Regions from separate parts of the Homo sapiens genome. Here region 2 is linked to region 1. A link is an interaction called in ENCODE POLR2A ChIA-PET data of the cell type or tissue named here. Cell type or tissue: A673. All regions are shown on one strand. Links, peaks and the distances in the headings refer to the core of each region. The heading gives the core; the rest is flanking DNA.

The links. ChIA-PET counts read pairs that join two places held together with the same protein. Peaks named below come from ENCODE experiments on the same cell type or tissue, not always from the same donor. Only the 100,000 strongest peaks of a DNase experiment are listed, where the experiment ranks them.
Region 2: POLR2A ChIA-PET joins it to region 1 with 6 read pairs; 2 of 35 experiments call an interaction of 5 or more read pairs at or near these places.

The regions. Positions count from the first base shown.
Region 1 is chr22:42,395,334-42,405,871 of GRCh38, forward strand. NFAM1 (NFAT activating protein with ITAM motif 1) reads right to left here. Exons shown (of 6, transcript NM_145912.8): 4 at 2,525-2,623. Among named protein-coding and RNA genes, the nearest start is that of LINC01315, 31 kb to the left of the region's middle. RefSeq lists a silencer at 1,490-1,784. In A673, for the core only: no CTCF peak of the experiment used is centred there; a DNase peak (open chromatin) is centred at 4,528.
Region 2 is chr22:42,242,062-42,252,599 of GRCh38, forward strand. All of the region lies in intron 1 of TCF20 (transcription factor 20), which reads right to left. Among named protein-coding and RNA genes, the nearest start is that of TCF20, 23 kb to the right of the region's middle. In A673, for the core only: no CTCF peak of the experiment used is centred there; no DNase peak of the experiment used is centred there.

The sequences.
Region 1 (10,538 bases), core at 2,451-6,450:
GGTATGGTGGTGGTCTCCTGTAATCCCAGCTACTCAGGAGGCTGAGACAGGAGAATCGCTTGAACAGGGGAGACAGAGGTTGAAGTGAGCTGAGATTGCACCGTTGCACTCCAGCCTGGGCGACAAAAGCAAGACTCTGTCTCAAAAAAAAATAATAATAAATATAAATAATAAAAATAAAATAAAATAATGAGGATTGGAAAGGAAAAAGTAAAACTTGCATTATTCATAGATGACATGACTGGGTTCGTAGAAAATCCAAAGGAAGGCCAGGCGCGGTGGCTCACACCTGTAATCCCAGCACTTTGGGAGGCTGAGGTGGGCGGACCACGAGGTCAGGAGATCGAGACCATCCTGGCTAACATGGTGAAACCCCGTCTCTACTAAAAATACAAAAAAATTAGCCGGGCGCAGTGGCGGGCACCTGTAGTCCCAGCTACTTGGGAGGCTGAGGCAAGAGAATGGCATGAACCTGGGAGGCAGAGCTTGCAGTGAGCCAAGATCGTGCCACTGCACTCCAGCCTGGGCGACAGAGCGAGACTCTGCTCAAAAAAAAAAAAAAAAGAAAGAAAAGAAGAAAAGTAAAGAAAGTGAAAATGGGGACAAAACCTTTACCCTAAAACCTTATCAAGAGGATTGATAAAATATAACAGGTGTAAAGTCCTGCCATGATCCCTGGCACATAGTAGGTACACAACAAATGGCTCTTGATACCATCATCGTTGTGACTGTCACTCTTCTCCGCCCAGGCCCAATCCCAGTTGGTAGACCCTTATGTCAAGGGCTTGGCAAAGTTCTATGACCTCTACTCTCCAAGCTGGCCTGCAACTCTGCAGGCAGTTAGGTCTGTTCACCTCACTCCAGAGAAGTCGGCCTGCATCCTAGAGGCTGTGAAACCCAGGCAAAAAGAAGCTCTGCTCAAAAGAGCTCTTCCGTTAAACATAATCTCATAGAAAGATATTTATTCACGTGGAAAGATGTTCATGAAAAAAATAGCTGTATTGCTCCAATTAAAAAAGAAGTATGTGTGAGTGCGTATGGGTTTCTTTGTATATATTTATAGAAAAAATACTGGAAAATATATTAGTCAATGTTCTTAGTATTTATCCTGGAAGAAGATGGGATTAGGATGCTGGTTATTTTCTTCTTTTATATATATATATATATATCTCACATATGTGTATGCTGGGGGAGAGGGAAAGTGAGAGTGAGAGGGAGAGAGAGAAATATTTTCATCTAACAGTTGACACCAGAATCCCTGGTAGGGAAAATACCACTATGAGATGCTGGGAGACAGGAGAGAGTATGAGGAAGTCTCCGGCCACGTGCAAAACCGTGGCTGACAGAAACTCCCCAGGATGGGGAAGCTGAAAGCCCTTTGAGAACCATCACATTCCACTTGGAACTGTTGGCACTGCCCCACAGGGACATTTCCTTGGCCTCGCTGCCACCCGCCCCATCCTCAGCAGACAAGGCTGTATCCTGGGCGTCCTCTGTGTGGTGTTCTGTGGCGTTATTAGGGTGAGTCAATGTTGTGGGAACAGAAACGACAGCACGTACGAGCAGAACCCAAGCACCATCGCAGCCAGGGGGCGTGCACCTGGGGGGCGTGCACCTGGGGAGCGTGCACCTGGGAACCTGCAGGGCCCCAGAAGGGCTGTGTGCCTTCCAGGCGTGGAGTGGGGAGCCCACCTGGCGGTGCCAGATCTCACGAGATGGGGACCCCAGCTGGCACTGGGTGGCATTTCTTCTTCCCTTGCTCTACTTGGAGCATATGTTGTTCGTGGAGCCGAAAGGAACGTAGCAAAAAGAGTGTTCCCAGCCCTCCCCGGCCCCAGCCGCTGGGCAGAGGGCTGCATGCTGGCTGGCTGGCCAGGCTGGGGCAGCCTGGCCTCCTCGGCCCCTACGCTGCACCCACCTTCCACTTCCTGGAGATGCACCCACATCTCCAGGAAAATTGTTTCAGAAAATGCCTACAACACAGCAGAGAGTGGAACAAACAGGGTCCCAACGCATGTCTGCGCTGTGATTGTGACCATGTAAGATAATATCTGCATGTGCCAGGAGGGGAGAGAGCAAATCATTACAAATCACTGATGTGTTAAGGGCGTGGGATGGCGCCTGACCTCTTCCTCTTTTTGTGATTTTTGTTGTTTATACAATAAAAACAGGAGGAAGTGGTAAGAGCTGTTTGGTCAGATGAAGGAGCTTTCTTCATTCTTCGCCAACTTGTGCCGTCACTACCCCTTGTCCCAGAATGAGGATCCATGCCAAGGAGGGGAACAGGGCATGGGGGGCACCTGACATTCGTATGCCTTCCAGGAGCCCTGCACGTGTCATCTCTTTTCAGCTTCAGAGAAATTCCATGAGGTAAGAATTGTTATCCCCATTTTATAGATGAGGAACTTGAGGCTAGGAGAGTCCACACAGCTGGTACAAGACTGAGCCAGACAGACCCTGGTACAAGACAGACTCTGCCTAAGGCCTGAAAGAGGTGGAGGGAGCCGGGGGCCCCGGGACTCACTGTGTAGACAGATTCTGAAGGATGCTGCTTGGGGCTGCTGGCAGATCTTGGATCTGGGCACTTCCTGGTGGGGTCCTTCCCTGGACCCCGCATCCGCTTCTGTAGGGAGAAAGGAGTCAGGGCCAGGGATGAGTGGCTCTCGTCTTCCTCCCCGCACAGACCCCCCAGGGGAAAGGATGGCAGATTGTCATGAGGTCACACAGAGATTCATCACTCAGTCCCTCCCACTCACCCTCTCCAGGGAAACATGGCAAATGCCTACAAGACCTGCATCAAGCCATTCCTGCACCTGGAGACACAGGAAATGGAAAAGGCCCACACGAGGTGATGTCCCTGGACAGAGCACCTGGCTGGTAGGGACCCAAGCTACTGGGACCAGTGCCAGTGGGGCAGGGCCCCAGGGACCGAGCCAGCAGCCATGGGTGGGCCCCTAGTGGTGCCAGCCAGGTCCAGTGTCCAGTCTTCCTCTGCTGTCACTGGCTCTGGCCTCGAGCGAGCCAGTTCCCCTCTGGGCCTTGGTTTTATTTATTATTATTATTATTATTATTATTATTATTATTATTATTATTATTTGAGATGGAGTCTCACTCTGTTGCCCAGGCTGGGGTGCAATGGTGCAATCTCAGCTTACTGCAACCTCTGCCTCCCGGGTTCAAGCGATTCTCCCGCCTCAGCCTCCTGAGCAGCTGGGACTACGGGCATGTGTGCCACCACGCCCGGCTAATTTTGTATTTTTAGTAGAGATGAGGTGTCACCATGTTGGACAGGCTGGTCTCGAACTCCTGACCTCAGGTGATCCACCGCCTTGGCGTCCCAAAATGCTGGGATTACAGGTGTGAGCCACTGCACCCGGCCATGGGTCTTGGTTTCTTCAGCAATAACCCTCTTTTGTGAGACTGATGCAAAGTTACAATGAGGGCACAAGGAGTAGGTGCCTGGTGCTTAGGAGGTGCTGCTTAGAAGGCCCTTGCTCAACCAACACACACTTGATAGCACTGGCAAGCCAGGCAGTGTGAGGAGGTGGGCACCGTCCCTACCCTCCTGGAGTTTAGGGACCAGTGAAGAGATGGAGGATGAACCAGTGGTTTTGCCGAAACATGGTATGTGGGTTGATTGCCAGGCACAGAGCCTCTGGCACATGAGGAGGAAACCAATGCCCCACTGGGCAGAAGCGATATTGAAGGTGAAATCCTGAGGGCAAGAAGTTCATTTAGCAAAAGAGGGAGGAGGGAGCCTCAGGTAGAGGGAACAGCAGGTGCCAAGGCCTGGAGGTCTGGAGGCACGTGGAGAAGGTCAGCATAGGCCAGGCACGGTGGCTCATGCCTGTAATCCCAGCACTTTGGGACTCGGAGGCCGAGTCGGGTGGATCACCTGAGATCAGGAGTTTGAGACCAGCCTGGCCAACATGGCAACACCCCATCTCTACTAAAAATATAAAAACTAGCTGGGCATGGTTGTGGGCGCCTGTAATCCCAGCTACTCGGGAGGGTGAGGCAGGAGAATCGCTTGAACCCAGGGGGCGGAGGTTGCAGTAAATCGAGATCACACCATTGCACTCCAGCCTGGGAGACAGAGCGAGATCCCATCTCAAAAAAAAAAAAAAAAAGAAAGAAAGAAAAAAAGAGAGAGAGAGAGAAGGTCAGTGTGTGGCCCGAGAGAGGAGCCTGCCTGGGAGGGGCAGGCGTGGCGTGGCCGTGCTGGCTGCATGAAGAGCATAGGAAACATCTGAGGGCTCGAAGTGGGAGCGCCAGGGTCAGAGCTGTGCTGGAGAAAGCTCCCGCTGGTCACAGTGGAGGCTGGGCCGGGCCTGCTGGGAAGGTGAAGGCTGGGGAGTCACGAGGCGGTACAGGCAGCCCTCTGGAGGCAGAGGGAGGTGGCCTGGACATCCCCCCTCATTGCAGGCACCACACGGCCACTGCTGACAGTGGAGCCACAACTGCCTCATCTCAGGGCAGAAGCTAATTAAAAACCCTGGCCTCCTGCCAAACCCCAGCCCATTTACTGCGGGATTAGCTGCTGAGAGCTACTTAACTCGCAGGCAGAAGCCGGCGCCACCCCCAGTCACAGCACATAATGGCTCAGAGCATGGAGCCAGGTAGGGTTCTCAACACCTGACCTGCCTTCTCTCACGCGCCCTCCACAAACCGCAGGTGAATCTTTCCATCCTCTCTGTTCTGTACATGAGGGAGTGAAGGCTCAGAGAAGGCAGGTGACTTGCCGAGGCCACGCAGCCAGGAAGTGGCAGAGGCAAGATTTGAATCCAGGTCTGTGTTTCACCAAGATATTGACGAGACAGGAGCTGGAGTTTTGACTCCTCTGCTTAGTTAGAACGTGTGAGCCTCACAGACACAGAGCAGTGCTGGCGTCTGTGTAGCACTTGACAGTTTACGAAGTCTGCTGGGACTTGTCCTTATTTTCATTTAATTCTCATAACAGCCAGAGGAGGTGGGCATGGAATTGCCCGTTTAACAGACAGGGGGCCAGGTGCAGTGGTTCATGTCTGTAATACTAGCACTTTGGGAAGCCAAGGTGGGTGGATCACTTGAGGTCGGGAGTTCGAGACCAGCCTGGCCAACATAGTGAAACCCCATCTCTACTAAAAATACAAAAATTAGCCATGTGTGGTGGTGAGCACCTGTAGTCCCAGCTACTCGGGAGGCTGAGGCAGAGAATTGCTTGAACCTGGGAGGTGGAGGTTGCAGTGAGCTGAGATTGCACCATTGCACTCCAGCCTGGGCAAAAAGAGTGAGACTCTATCTCAAAAACAAAACAAAACAAAAACAGGAGGGGGAAGCTGAGGCTTGTCCAGCTGGTAAAAGGCTGTCCTTGGATCAAACCCAGATGTGTGTCCTCAAATCCAGGGCTGCCTCCCCTGCACCACCTGCTTCTTGAGGGCACCGTCACAGTCAGAGGTAGTGGTCTGCCCCAGTGCACCTCAGTGCCTCCTCTTGTCAAGGCAGCTGGGGACCTAGTGTCTGTCTCTTCGCTGAGCTGGCCGACCTGGACACCACCAGGGCTGAGGATGTGAGCTCATGGGCAGTGGGTCTCCCGCGAGGCTGACCTGGGCTCAGCTCTTTGGACCTGCCGGGGCTGGAAAGCAAGGTCCCTGGAGCTCAGTTAGCTCTTGGTGTCCCTCCCTGGCCCTCCTACGCGCTGGGCCTGGGCTGGGCATGGAAGACCCTGTGGTGAACAAGACCCACGCCTGGCCTCGAGGCTCTGTCAGTGAGACTGATGGGGTTGCCAGAGAAGTGAGTGCCACTGGGGATCCCAAGAAGGGGCCCCAAGTCTGCAGGGGACTGAAGCAGACGTCTCAGGGCCATCTTGCGCTGTCTTCTGAAGACACGGGAGGAACTTCAAAGCTCTCCCAGTCTAAGAAGGTATCTTAGACATTGCGAACAGCTCGGGGGCAGGAGTGTCATGGATGCACAGAAGAATGGACAGTTAGACAGAAAGGAGGAGATGAGCCACAGGCTGGCACGGGTGGGGCCACGAAAGGCCAAATGCCATGGTGTCTACCCGAAGGGCAGTGGGGGCCACCAGGGAAGTGGCTGCAGTTGCATTGTATAAACCTCCCTCTGCTGCCACAGATGCGGGGTGGACTGTAGGTTGGGGCTGGCAAGGGGAGGAGGCAGGATCTCCAGGAGAGAGGCCTCCTGGGGGTGCTGGGGAGGCTGGGCCGGGGCAAGGGGTCCCGTGGAGGAGGGAGGGAGCCTTCTTGAAAACTCACATTACATTATGGGGGTGGGGCTGCTTTGCTCCCTGCCCATCCCTGCCCACTGAGCGCTCTGTCCTCGGGGCCAACATTTGCCTTTCAACTGTGATTTTCAGATGAATCACGAGTGTGGCTTCTCCCAACACGCCCAGCTCTCTGTGGTCCAAGTCTCCCCTCCCTAGTAGATGGTGGTGGGACAGGGAGTCACCAGGCCTGGGCTGAGATCCAGCTGTGCACACCAGGGGTGCTGCCATCAGCAGCTCAGGAAGCCTGTTGGGCCTCAGCTTCCTGCTCTGTAAAATGGGAGCAATAATGTGGCCTTGCCCACCTCACATCCTGGCCACTTCTGCCTTATCTTCCAGGTCCTCGCATGCATTTATCCTGTCATTCCTTCCACAAGCATGCACTGCGTGCCAGGCTCCCCCAGGTGCTGGGGACACTAAGTCCCCCGCCTACAGGGGCTATGCTATGGCAGGACAGACAGCATAAAGACAGACGCCAGGTTGTGACAGAAGCCAGGGTGTGGCAGCAGAGACCTATATTCCAGGAGAGGGTGATGGAGCCCAGCCTGGGACGCCTAGGAAGCCCCGGGGAAGGGGCTGGATCCGGGACAGACTGAGTGCAGGGCTTGCTGAGGGATGGATGTGGGGAGAGAGAAGAGCCGAGCACAACTCCAAGGCTTGGGCCTGAGCATCTGGAGCACGTGTGCTGGGACGCAGAGGACTCGGGGACTGAGCACTGCTCTGGACGCATGAGGTGGCGGCACCCTCAGGCCCCCACGTGGGGCTGTGGACCATGGTCTGGAGCTTGGGGAGGGGTCTGAGCAGCAGCATCTGTGGACAGGGAATGCCACCCGCAGAGCAGAAACTTTGCTGCAGGAGCACACACAGAGCGCGGAAGGGCTCGGAGGAAGGGGCCCGGGATGTGCCAGAATTTAGAGGTCACCAAGAGGGGGGTGACCCAGCAAAGCTGCCTATGGGGTGGGACAGAACAAGGAGGGCATGTTGTCCTGGTACCAAGAGGCGGAGTGTGCTGTGAGGCGGGAGGCCTGCTGTGCCCAATGCCATGAGAGGATGAGGATGAGGACGGGCCAGCCGCAGGGAGCGCCTGCTCTGGGAACACCACTTTGACCCCTCAAGTCAGGCAGGAGCCCCCAAACCTACTCTCATGGCAGGAATCATGGCGATTGCTGCCTTCTCAAGAGAGAGACCTCTCCTGGTACTCAAAGCGCCTCAGACCCACACCGGTCCCTCTGTGCCTTCTTTTTTTTTTTTTTTTTTTTTTGAGATGGAGTTTTGCTCTGTCACCCAGGCTGGAGTGCAGTAGCGCAATCCAGGCTCACTGCATCCTCCGCCTCCCAGGTTTAAGCAATTCTCTGCCTCAGCCTCCCGAGTAACTGGGATTACAGGAGCCTACCACCATGCCCGGCTAATTTTTTTTTTGTATTTTTAGTAGAGACAGGGTTTCACCATCTTGGCCAGGCTGATCTTGAACTCCTGACCTTGTGACCACCCACCTCGGACTCCCAAAGTGTTGGGATTATAGTCGTGAGCCACCACGCCCGGCCCCCTCTGTGCCTTCTACAACCCCATGACACAGCTCCTCTGTTTGGCATCCCCACTGGGGAAACCGAAGCCTGGAGCACCCAGCTCAAGCTCGCAGAGGTTGGTAAGTGGCAGAGCTGGAACTGAACGAAGGCCCAACTCTGTGCTTTTAAGCCCCCTGCTGATTTCTACTTCCTTTCTTCCTGAACAGGTCATGACAGCATAACAGCTGATCTCCCCAGCTAAGAGTTTAGCTTGCTGTGTTCCCAGCCTCTGTACAGGGCCTGACACATAGTAGGTGCTCAGCTCTGTCGCCCAGGCTGGAGTGCAGTGGTGCAATCTCGGCTCATTGCAACCTCCGCCTCTCGGCTAATTTGTATTTTTAGTACAGGTGGGGGTTTGCCATGTTGGCCAGGCTGGTCTTGAACTCCCGACCTCAGGTGATCAGCCAACCTGAGCCTCCCAAAGTGCTGGGATTATAGGCGTGAGCCACTGTACCCAGCCTGAATGAATGAATTTAATGACAGGTGTGAAAGGGCCCTATAAATGGTAAGCCCTTCAGCAAATGTTTATTGAGGGCCTACTATGTCAGGGGACCTGTGCTAGAGGCTGGGGCTTGGGCAGGGAACAGGCCGAGAGGCACCCGGCCTCACACAGCTGGCCTTGACGAAGAGATGGAGTAAGCTCAGGGGACCTACAGATGACGAGGGCAGAGGCAAAAGAGGTGTCAGGGAAGAAAGCCATGGTGTCAGAGAGGGCCTCTCTGAGCTGGGTACATGGGAGCTGGATCCAGAAAGCAAAGAAGGAGATCTCTGGGAGGGATCCCAGGTGCCGAAATACAGAGAACAAGGAGGGCCTGGGAAGCCTCTGCTGTTGAAGGGCCTGCGGGCAGGGCTGACTGTGCCACCTGTGGGTCATCCATTCCTGGGCTCTACCCCCATCCCTCCTGCCCCAGCCCCTCCGGGCAGACTTCATGCATCACCAGTTCTTACCACCCTCCAGCTCCCATCTTCCCGGGGGTGTGAGCTCCGTGCCCTCCCTGCTGGCCTTTGCAGAAGTCAGGTGCAGGCATTGCCCCGGGAGGCAATGCCATTCTTCCAGACTTGCCCCAGTGGAGTCGCACACTCTGCTCTTTGTCCTCACTGTCCCCAAAGCTGCCAACCGCGGTTCGGGTCCACCCTCTGCCACTTCTGGTTGGTAGTTTCCAGCTTCAATTCATTTATCCACCACTGCAGGTGCTCCCGGGTCCTCTGTGCCTGGAGGGAGCCTCTTTCTCCTGGACTCTCTCCTTACCCCATCCTGCCGCTGCCATCAGGGGCATCCACAGCGAACCAGGGGCTCCCAGGGCTGCTTTAGCAATGCAAACGCAGCAGCTGCTCTGGCCTCCGGGTTCTCTTTCCCTTCCAGCCCAGGCTCTCACATCAGCCGTTCTCCCCAGGTACAGAGGGTGTGTGGGCAGCAGAAAGCTTCTGCTGTGTGTCAGGCACCCAACTGGTGCTTCAGAAGTGCTCTCCTGCAGATCTCCTGATGTCAGGAGTTTGAGACCAGCCTGGCCAACATGGTGAAACCCAGTCTCTACTAAAAATACAAAATTAGCCAGGCGTGGTATCGCACGTCTGTAATCCCAGCTACTTGGGAGGCTGAGGCAGGAGAATCACTTGAATCTGAGAGGCGGAGGTGCAGTGAGTCAAGGTCGCACCATTGTACTCCAGCCTAGGCAAAGAGTAAAACTCCATCTCAAAAAAAAAAAAAAAAAAAAGTGCTCTCCTTCCATGTTCACTTAGTGGGCAGGGTCTACCCTCCTTATCCCATTTCCAGAGGAGGAAACTGAGGCTCAGAGAGGATCCAAACCTGACAAGAGGGCTTGCTTTCACCCTGTTGGCACTTAGCCTAGTGATGGCACACACGAGACACTTTGCAGACATTCCTGGAAGCACAGGCAGGGTGGTGAGAGGAGGAAGAGGAAGGCAGGAGTCACTGAGGCCATCCTGGAGGGGAGGGAGCAGGGACCAGAACTCAAGCCCAGGGCTCTGAGCTTTGTCCCCTCCTTTACTAATACTGTGATCCAGTTTCTACGGTCCGGTCCCATCTTTGTAGGGCAGGAGCTGACGTTGCTCAGCAAATGGGGGGCTCAAGGTTAAGATCTCGCCTGGCCCCGTTCTGTTCCTTGCCTACTGTGTTTCGTGTACACAGAGGGCACTTGTGTGGGTCACTCCTGTAAGCCTGGGTGGGGGTCCGCAGGCGGGGGGAGTCCCTTGTCACCTGTGCCTGAAGCCCAGTTTCTGTGTCCACGCCCCAGCTCCTCCCCTGGCCTCATTTCGAGTGCCTGGGGACTGCTCGGTAGTGAACAAATCGAGAGATACCCTACTTGCTATCATCATGGGAAAAGCCGAAGCAGGGAGGGAGGGCATATATTGAGGGCGAGAGTCGGGGGCGTGCAAGAAAGGCCCAGGCCGGGCACATGGCAGGTGCATACTCGTGCTGGCTTGGGGAGGGAGGCAGCCTGAAGCCAGTGGGTCTCCATCCTAACCCTGGGCTCATGAAAGCTGAAGGAAGTGTTTCCCACCCATCTCGGGTCTTCTTGGCTCAGCTCATCCCTCTGGCTGGGCTGGAGTCAAGGCGGAGCACAGAGCCCTCCTGGACTTCACAGTGGTACCCAAGGCCTGCGACTCACTTCACCCTGAAGCTCATTAACAGGGCAAGGTCAAAGTAGGACCATTCGCGCCAGTGTCAGACCCATGGGAAGGAGGGGAGCCAG
Region 2 (10,538 bases), core at 2,979-6,978, 150 kb before region 1:
CGTGGTAATAAGTGCCTGTAAGTCCCAGCTACTCGGGAGGCCGAGGCAGAAGAATCACTTGAACCCAGGAGGCGGAGGTTGCAGTGAGCCGAAATCGCACCACCGCACTCCAGCCTGGGCGACAGAGCGAGACTTCGCCTCAAAAAAAAAAAAAAAAAAAAAAAAACAGAAAAGAAAGGGTGACTACAAGGTTGAATGTATCCCTGTATGGGTGGACTCTTAGAATGAGAAGGGAATGGAGGCAAGGCAGTAAGTGAGGAGAAGTATTGGGAATTTTCCAGAACAAATAAGAGATATCACCAAAGAATCAAGAATCTTGGTGAATACAAAACAGATGGTCTCTATTATCTAGAATGTCTTCCAAAAATAACATGAACCTGTTCTGTAAGTATAGTACCACCACAATTAAATATCTATTGTGGTCATATTAGGGGTTATCATAGGGTATACTATATAGACGAACTTACAACACTCTCAGCACGTGAGGAGCTCAAAGTCAAGGATTTAGAAGAGGTATTTTCAACTGTGAAGATCTCTCTACCCGGCCAGGCGAGGTGGCTCACACCTATAATCCCAGCACTTTGGGAGGCTGAGGCACGCGGATCACCTGAGGTCAGGAGTTCAAGACCAGCCTGGCCAACATGGTGAAACCCCATCTCTACTAAAAATACAAAACTTGGCCAAGGGTGGTGGTGGGCACCTGTAATCCCAGCTACACGGGAGACTGAGGCAGGAGAATCACTTGAACCCAGGAGGCAGAGGTTGCAGTGAGTGGAGATCGCACCACTGCACTTCAGCTTGGGTGACAGAGCAAGACTCTGTCTCAAAAAAAGAAAAAAGACATGCAGGAACCTTAAATGATTATTGCTAAGTGAAAGACATGAATCTGAAGTGGCTACATGACTTTAGCTATATAATATTCTGGAAAACACCAAACTGTAAAGTCAGTAGGAAGATCAATGATTACCAAGGATCCAAGGGAAGAGGGGGAAGGATGAATACGGAGAGAGTACAGGTGACTCCTGGGATAGTGAAACAATTCTGTATAATACTGTATTAGCAGATGTAAGACATTATGCATTTGTCCAAACCCACAGAATATACAACAAAGAATGAACTCAAGTCAGTTGCTGTGGCTAGCACCTGTAATCTCACCTGAATCCAGCAGCTCAAGGTTACTGCGAGCTATGATTGTACCACTGCACTGGCTGGCAGAGCAAGACACTGTCTCAAAAAAAAAAAAAAAAAAAAAAAAAAAAAGTCAGGCATGATGGCTCACGCCTGTAATCCCAGCACTTTGGGAGGCTGAGGTGGACTGATCACTTGACGTCAGAAATTTGAGACCAGCCTGGCCAACACGGTGAAACCCTGTCTCTACTAAAAATATAAAAATTAGCAGGCATGGTGGTGGGTGCCTGTAATCCCAGCTACTCAGAAGGCTGAGGCAGGAGAATCGCTTGAACCCTGGAGGTGGAGGTTGCAGTGAGCTGAGATCACACCACTGCACTCCAGCCTGGGCAACAGAGCAAGACTCCCTCTCAAAAACAAACAAAAAAAGGTCAAATATGAACTGGACTTGAGTTAATAATAAAATATCAATACTGTATATCAAGTGTAGCAAATGCACCACACTAATATGAGATATTAGTAATAGTGGAACCTATGGTTGGATTGAGGGAGGGTAAACAGGAACTCTCTTATTGCTCATTTTTTCTGTAAACCTAAAACTGCTCTAAGCAATAAAGTCTACTAACATTTCTCTTAAAAAGTTAATGTATCAGGAAAAATGAACCACAATGACACAGCACTTCATACCCATAGGTATGGCTATAGGAAAGAAAACAAAAAATTACAAGTGTTGGTGATGATGTGGAGAGACTGGAACCCTCACATATTGCTGGTGGGGGCCAGGCACACTGGATCACTTGAAGCCAGGAGTTAGGAGACCAGCCTGGCCAACCATGGTGAGACCCTGTCTATAAAAATACAAAAATTAGACAGGTATGGTGGCACATACCTGTAATCCCAGCTATTTGGGAGGCTGAAGCAAGAGAATCACTCGAGCCCAGTGAGTGAAGCCTGTAGTGATCCACGATCATGCCACTGCCCTCCAGCCTGGGCCACACATGGGAATATAAAATATTCAGCCACTGTGAAAAAGTCTGGTGGTTCTTCAAAAAGTTGAATACAGAATTACACGATCCAGCAACTCCATTCCTAGGTATATACTCAAAATAAGTGAAAACAGGTATCCAAACAAATAGATATACACACATGTTCATAGCAGCACTATTCAAAATAGCCAAAAGGTGGAAACAACCGAAATGTCCATCAACAGATGAACGGATGAACAGATTGTGGTATATACATAAAACTGAGTATGTATTCAGCCATGAAAAGGAATGAAGTACTCATACACAATACAATGTAGATAAATCTCAAAACACTACGCGCTAAGTGAAAGAAGTCAGACATGAAAGGTCACATATTGTACGATTCCATCTAATGAAATATCCAAAAGAAGTAAATCTAAAAACAGAAAGCAGATCGGTGGTTGCAAAGGACTGGCAGAAGAGGGCAAGGGGAGTAACTGCTTAATGGGTAGCAGGTTTACTTTGGGACTAGATACAGGTTGTTATGGGTGCACACATTGTGAATGCAGCAAACGCCACTCGAGTGTTCGCTTAAAAATGATTAATTTTGTCACGTGAATTTCATATCAATTTAAAAAAATCTGGCTGGGCGCAGTGGCTCACACCTGTAATCCCAACACTTTGGGAGGCTGAGGCAGGAGGATCACTTGAGTTCAGGAGTTCAAGACCAGCCTGGACAACATGGCGAAACCCCATCTCTACAAAAAAAAATACCAAAATCAGCTGGGCATGGTGGTGCGCACCTGTAATCCTAGCTACTGGGGTGGTTGAGGCACAAGATTTGCTTCAGCCTGGGAGGCGGAGATTGCAGTGAGCCGTGATCATGCCACTGCACTCCAGCCTGGGCAACAGAGCCGGATCCTGTCTCAGAAGAGAAAAAGAAAAAGAAAAAAAATCTCTAAAAAGGTGTAACTGAGAAGAACCTAGGACATGCAAGAGCAAGTAATTCATTACATAGTCTTCCCCTTTAGTTATCTCCCTTACTCCTTTTTTTCTCTTTGTAGCTGGGACTACAGGCATGCACCACTATGCCCGGCTATTTTTAATTTTGTAGAGACGAGGTCTCACTATGCTGCCCAGGCTGGTCTCCAACACCTGGGTTCAAGTGATCCTCCCACCTAGCATCCCATTGTAGGCGTCAACTACTGTGTCCAGCCTCCTTTACTCCTGTCTCATTCCCATGGCTACTCATCTCGGCCCTGCAAAAACATGAAACGTGGAAGAACAAGATGCTATCTGGGAGGTTTCTAACACTAAATTAAATATTGTTTCTTTGAACACTGACCTACTTCTCCCTTAAGAACTGAGTCCTAGTACTAAAAACTAACCTTTCACCATCATCTTCCTAAAATATTGTGATACCTTCTGCAATGCCCTTTTAAGGGGGTCAAGACAATTCATGTATTCACCCTAAGACAGCTTCCTCCAGCGCGATGTCAACCTTTCTGCCCACCTGCTCAGGACCTCAATTTTGCTAAGATCACTAGCTCTTACTAAGCTTTGGTAGAATTAACCAATGTTTTCTAGCGCCTTTCCCTCTCTATGGCCAATTTTATTTTTAAATTTTATTTATGTATTTTTTGGAGAGAAGGTCTCACTACGTTGCCCAGACTGGTCTCCAACTCCTCGCCTCAAGCAATCCTCCCACCTCAGCCCCTGAATAGATGGAATTACAGGCATGAGCCACCACAGCCAGCTCTATGGTCAAATTTTTACAACGTATTATCAATGATCTAGTTGTCTGTTTCCCACACAATACTGTTGAACACCCTGAGGACAAGTACTAGGACTCATCCCCAAACTCTGAAAAATGGTGCTTCTCAGTCGTTTCCCCATTTGGTTTCTTTTCTTCTACTCTAAAATACTAGACCCAATTTGCTTAATTCTTTTTCTTTTTTCTTTTTTTTCTGAGATGGAGTCTCACTCTGTCACCCAGGCTGGAGTGCACTGGTGTGATCTTGGCTCACTGCAACCTCCACCTACCAGGTTCAAGTGATTCTCTTACCTCAGCCTCCGTGTAGCTGGCGTTACAGGCGCATGCCACCACGCCCAGCTAACTTTCGTATTTTTGGTAGAGACAGGGTTTCGCCATGTTGGCCAGGCTGGTCTTAAACTCTTTACCTCACCTCAAGTGACCCATCCGCCTCGGCCTCCCAAAGTGCTGGGATACAGGCATGAGTCACCAGGCCTGGCCTCAATATACTTAATTCTTTACCTACATTGTTTCTCCTGGCTTCAAAAAGCTTCCTGACCACCAAAACTAATCCTTGGAAAAGGACAAGTCTTCCCTACACCAAAACTAAATACCATTGTTTGCCTTTTTCTCGTACGTGTTTTTCTCTACCTCTAAAATGATTGCTTGTTCATGTGTTCAATGCACCGTAGAGGATACGGCAAGTGCCAATACCATAATCTTGCCCTCAGGGAGGACTGGGGAAGGAGGGCAAGAACACATTTAGAAAGGTATAATAGGCTGGGCACGGTGGCTCACGCCTGTAATCCCAGCATTTTGGGAGGCTGAGGCAGGCAGATCACGAGGTCAGGAGTTTGAGACCAGCCTGGCCAACATGGTGAAACGCCATCTCTACCAAAAATACAAAAATTAGCCAGGCGTGGTGGCGGGTGCCTGTAATCCCAGCTACTTGGGAGGCTGATGCAGGAGAACTGCTTGAACCTGGGAAGCAGGGGTTGCAGTGAGCCGAGATTGCGCCACTGCACTCCAGCCTGGGGGACAGAGCAAGACTCTGTCTCAAAAAATTAAAAAAAAAAAAAAAAGGAAAAAAGAAAGGTATAATAAAAAGCAAAAAGCAAAGATTAAAGGTGCACCAGAAAATTACAAACGTCATGAAGGAAACATCCAGTTAAGGGAATGTTAGATTTCATGGAGAAAAGTAACATTTGAGAAAGGCCTTGAAATATAACTATCTCAAAAGATGGAGAACAGGCTGCACGCGGTGGCTCATACCTGTGATCCCAGCACTTTGGGAGGCCGAGGCAGGTGGATCACCTGAGGTCAGGAGTTAGAGACCAGCCTGGTCAACATGGTGAAATCCCATCTCTACTAAAAATATAAGAATTTGCTTGGCGTGGTGGCAGGCGCCTGTAATCCCAGCTACTCAGGAGGCTGAGGCAGGAGAATGGCATGAACCCGGGAGGCGGAGCTTGCAGTGAGCCGAGATGGTGCCACTGCACTCCAGCCTGGGTGATAGAGCGAGACTCCATCTCAAAAAAAAAAAAAAAAAAGATAAGATGGAGAACAGAAAAGAGGACACGGACCCAGACCTGGAAATAAAGGCACCTCTGGGGACACCGAGCTGCAGCAGAGGATACAACTGGGGAAACCAGGAGATGTGGTTAGAGAGGCAGGGCAGGGTCCTACCATGGAACCCTGAAGACCAAGGCAAGGTGTCTAAATTTAACTCAGTACACAAATGAAAAGGATACGACAAGAGCTACCTTTCAGAAGATTTTCTGGCAGTAGTTGGGAAGACACTAGACCAGGGACTGGGGAAGAAAGGTTACTATTCACGAAGCTACAAGAGCTCAGGCAGGTCCAGCACCATGCTCATTTAAACCACTACCAATCTCTACTTCCACAAGCCTTGACCTGTCTCCTACTTGACTGGTTCCTCCGCATCTCTTCAAGACACCTCTCTTCAATTTCCTCACTTAAAATCACTAACTAGAAAGAAAAAATTAATAGTCTGTTCTACAGAAGTGACTTAAAAAGTGAATATTGTAGACTGATACAACCTTCTGGTTCATAGCCTTTACAACAAATATGTTGGCTCCTACTGTGTGTCAGGCACTACTCTAGGAAACATGGATGCAGACAGGGATGGAGTAGGCAAAGTTTCCATCCCATGGTGCTTACATTTTGTGAAGGAAACAGATACAAGACAAGACTGTCAGATAATTGCTGTGAAGGGAGAACAGGGCTGAGGGAGAGAGCACGTACTCATGTGGGCGCTGCCTGGGCTCAGGTGGGCAGGGAAAGCCTGTCAGTGTGGGGAGAAAGCAGCAGCCACATGGTGTACATTTTTACAAAGTATACATTTTACACTAAAAGGGAGAAACAGGTTTTGAAGCCACATAGAGTTGCATGCCAGCCCTGGCTCTATCACTTGGTGGCTGAGGAACCTCTTCCAAATGAATGAATCTCTCTTCAGTCTGTTTCTTTATCCCCGTTTTACAGATAAAATACTGACTTTATTGGGTTATTCTGAGAGAATTAAATAATGAATATAAAACGTGCACTGTGCCTGGTACTGGGTAAGGGATCTGTAAATATTAACTACTGATTTACTACATCAGTGATTAAATATACATAGAAATTATTTTGCTGCTATATCTAAACACTAGATTTAGCAAAAACTGTCTGCAATCAGTACCAATCATAATCCCAAATGCCATAATCCTGAATGTTAAAATCCCAAAAGACTAAAGTCTAAAAATCCCTAATGTTTAAAACCACAACCCCAAAAGATTAAAATCCCAAATGATGAAATCCCAAAAGCCGAATTTTGGGGCAGGGAATTTGCATAGTTTTGGTTGTACACAATAGTTACACCATGCTAGGTGGAACTATGACCTTGCTATTGTCATTATCTGGAAATTAAGTATGGTTTAAGGAGATGCCTATGGGTACCAAGTTGCCGAGGATAGATTTGTGGACTTAATTTTAGCTATCAACTTGACAGGAACACCTAGAAACCTGGTAAAGCACTGTGTTGTGTGTGTGTCTGTGAGGATGTTTTCAGAGATTAGTGTGCGAGTCTGAGTAGGCAAGGAGAGCCCTCTATGTTGGTGGGTATCATCCAATCAGCCAGGAGCCCAGGGAGTACACAGAAGGTGAATTGCTGAGAGCTAGAACAGACTTTTCTTCTGCTGCCTTGGACATCAGAACTCCAGGCTTGCCAGCCTTTGGACTCCAGGACTTAACCAGTGGCCCCCTGAATTCTGAGGCTTTTTGACCTTGGACCGAGAGATAACACCATTAGCTTCCCTGGTTCTGAGGCCTTTGGATTTGGACTGAGGTATGCTACTGGCATCCCAGGGTCTCAAGCCTGCAGATGATCTGTCATGGGACTTCTCAGCCACCATTAATCATATGAGCCAATTCCCCTAATAAATTCCCTCATATCTATACACATATCCTATTGGTTCTGTCTCCCTAGGGAACCCTGACTAATGCAGATTTGGTGTTGGGGAAGCTGAGTATCAGTTCTTCTTACTTTATTCTTTACAGCACAATTGAAGAGATCTGTGAAACTCTTCCCTCGCAAAAAGGCTCTGATAAGTGTACACGGCTACTTAATGGCGAAAGATAAAAGTTTAAAAGCTAATTATCACTGGTGCTGCAAAAGCAGAAATTGCAACGGCCAGGCAATAATCAGGCTTTCAAATAGACAGTATATACTTACAAAATTTGTGGATCACAACCACTTTGCAAATAAAACTGGAGCAAGTGCTTTGAAGATCGCAGAAGTGAAAATACAGGCAAAAAATACAAGAAATCTCCCCTGCCAAATTATTCAATGGTGTATTATTTCTGCTCCTTCACACATAGTGCCAATTTGCTATGCTATATATTTTATCTTCACATCATTTCTAATACTGGAGATATAAATTGTGTAGAGACTTTTGGAGAGTTCTAATTAATTCTATGCATTTTTTTTTTGCAAACTGAACTCCACAGAAGTGCATTATCACAACACTGACTTCATGTGTAAGCTCTGGCTGTGTTCATCAAAACGTAGAAGCCAGGTGTGGTGGAGCACCTGTAGTCAGTCCCGGCTACTAGGGAGGCTGAGGTAGGAGGATCACTTGAGGCCAGGAGTTTGAGGCTGAAGTGCACTATGATCATGCCTGTGAATAGTCACTGCACTCCAGCATGGGCAACATAGCTAGAAGACTATGGTCTCTTTAAAAAAAGTTGAAACTGGCCAGGCACGGTGGCTCACATCTGTAATCCCAGCACTTGTGAGGCCAAGGCGGGCAGATCACCCAAGGTCAGGAGTTCGAGGCCAGCCTGGCCAATACGGTGAAATCCTGTCTCTACAAAAATTAATAATACAAAAATTAGCCAGGCGTGGTGGCGGGGCGCCTGTAATCCCAGCTACTTGGAAGGCTGAGGCAGGAAAATCGCCTGAACCCAGGAGACAAAGGTTGCAGTGAGCCGAGACCACACCATTGCACTTCAGCCTCAGCAACAACAGTGAAACTCCATCTCAAAAAAAAAAAAAAAAAAAAAAGGTGAACCTTCAATGAGATGTCCTTTTTTTATACTGTTTTTGTGAAAGATAAAATTCAACAATATCTCTGCTCTTCAGGAGACTGCACACACAGTGATGACCCATCCTTGTTTTTACTACCTCATCAAAAGACCTAGTTTGTCCATCATGGTATTTCAGAGGACCACAGTTACAAAATGTAACACCCATGCAACTACGGTTAGTATACTGAGTGATTAAACTTGCAAAATACATTTGTTACTATTTTATTGTGTAAAGTGGTGTACTAGGCTGTTCCTGCATTGCTATGAAGGAATACTTAAAAGAAAAGAGATTTAATTGGCTTACAGTTCTGCAGGCTGTACAGGAGGCATAGTGGCACCTGCTTCCAGGAAGGCCTCAGGAAGCTTCCAATCATGGCAGAAGGCAAAGGGGGAACAGGCACATCACATGATGAGGACTGAGCAAGAGAGAGTGTGAGGTGCCACACTTTTAAAACAGCCAGATCTCGCGAGAAGTCGCTCACCGTCTCGAGGACAGCATCAAGGGGATGGTACTAAACCATTCATGAAAAATCCACCCACATAATCCAATCACCTCCTACCAGCCTCCACTTCCAATATTGGGGATTACAATTCAACATGAGATTTGGGCAGGGACACATATCCAAACTATATTAAGTGGCCTATGAAGTGTTGTCATGTTTTTGTTTCTCAAATAAATCCCCTTTAAAAAAGGTAAATAAGTGGTTTTTCTGTTTGTTTATTGAAGACAAAGTCTTGCTCTGTTGCCCAGACAGCGCCATCACAGCTCACTCCAACCTCTGCCTCCCAGACCCAAGAGATCCTCCCACCTCAGTCTCCCAAGTAGCTGGACTATAGGTGCACGCTAGCTTGCTAATTTTTGTATTTTTTTGTAGAGACAGGGTTTCTCCACGTTGCCCAGGCTGATCTTGAACTCCTGGGCTCAAGCAATCTGCCCACCTTGGCTTCCCAAAATACTGAGATTACAGGTGTGAGACTCTGTACCTGGCCAAACAAGTGTCTTTTTTTTTTTTTTTTTTTTTTTTTTTTGAGACAGAATCTCACTCTGTCACCCAGGTTGGAGTACAGTGGCATGATCTCAGCTCACTGCAACCTCCGCCTCCCATGTTCAAGTGATTCTCGTGCCTCAGCATCCCGAGTAGCGGGGACTACAGGCACTTGCAACCATGCCTAGATAATTTTTATATTTTTAGTAGAGACGGGGTTTTGCCATGTTGGCCAGGCTGGTCTCAAACTCCTGAGCTCAAGTGATCTGCCCACCTAGGCCTCTCAACATGCTGGGATTACAGGAGTGAGCCACCGCACCTGGCCCAAATAAGTATTTTTTAAATAATGTTTTAAAATTATTTTTTCCAGAATTATATTGTTTGGATTTCGATATTTTGGGATTTCAGTATTTGGGATTATGGCATCAAGAACTGTGTCTTTTAGGCCAGGCGCAGTGGCTCATGCCTGTAATCCCAGCACTTCGGGAGGCTGAGGTGGGCAGATCACCTGAGGTCGGGAGTTTGAGACCAGCCTGGCCAACGTGGCAAAACCCTGCCAAGGTGGGCAGATCACCTGAGGTCAGGAGTTCAAGACCAGCCTGGGCAACATGGCGAAACTCTGTCTCTACCTGTATTTTTTTTTGTAAAAATACAAAAAAATTAGCCGGGTGTGGTGGCACGCACCTATAATCCCAGCTACTTGGGAGGCTCAGGCAGGAGAATCACTTGAACCCAAGAGACAGAGGTTGCAGTGAGCCGAGCACCACTGCACTCCAGCCTGGGCGACAGAACGAAAGTCCATCTCAAAAAAAAAAAGAAAAAAATAAAAAAAAGAACTGTCTCTTTCAGAATTATGGCCTAAACCCGTCTGAAACAACTATTCAAGAAGTCTTTGGGAGAGCTAACACCTACAAACATAAACTTCGGTAATATTTTATAAAATATTCTTAAAAATCACCTTTATCCACACACAAGACAGTTTTAAAAGCTTTGGAGACTGAGTCCAGCTCTGTCGCCAGGCTGGAGTGCAGTGGCACATCTCGACTCACTGCAACCTCCACCTCCCAGGTTTAAGCGATTCTCCCGCCTCAGCCTCCCAAGTAGCTGGGATTACAGGCACGC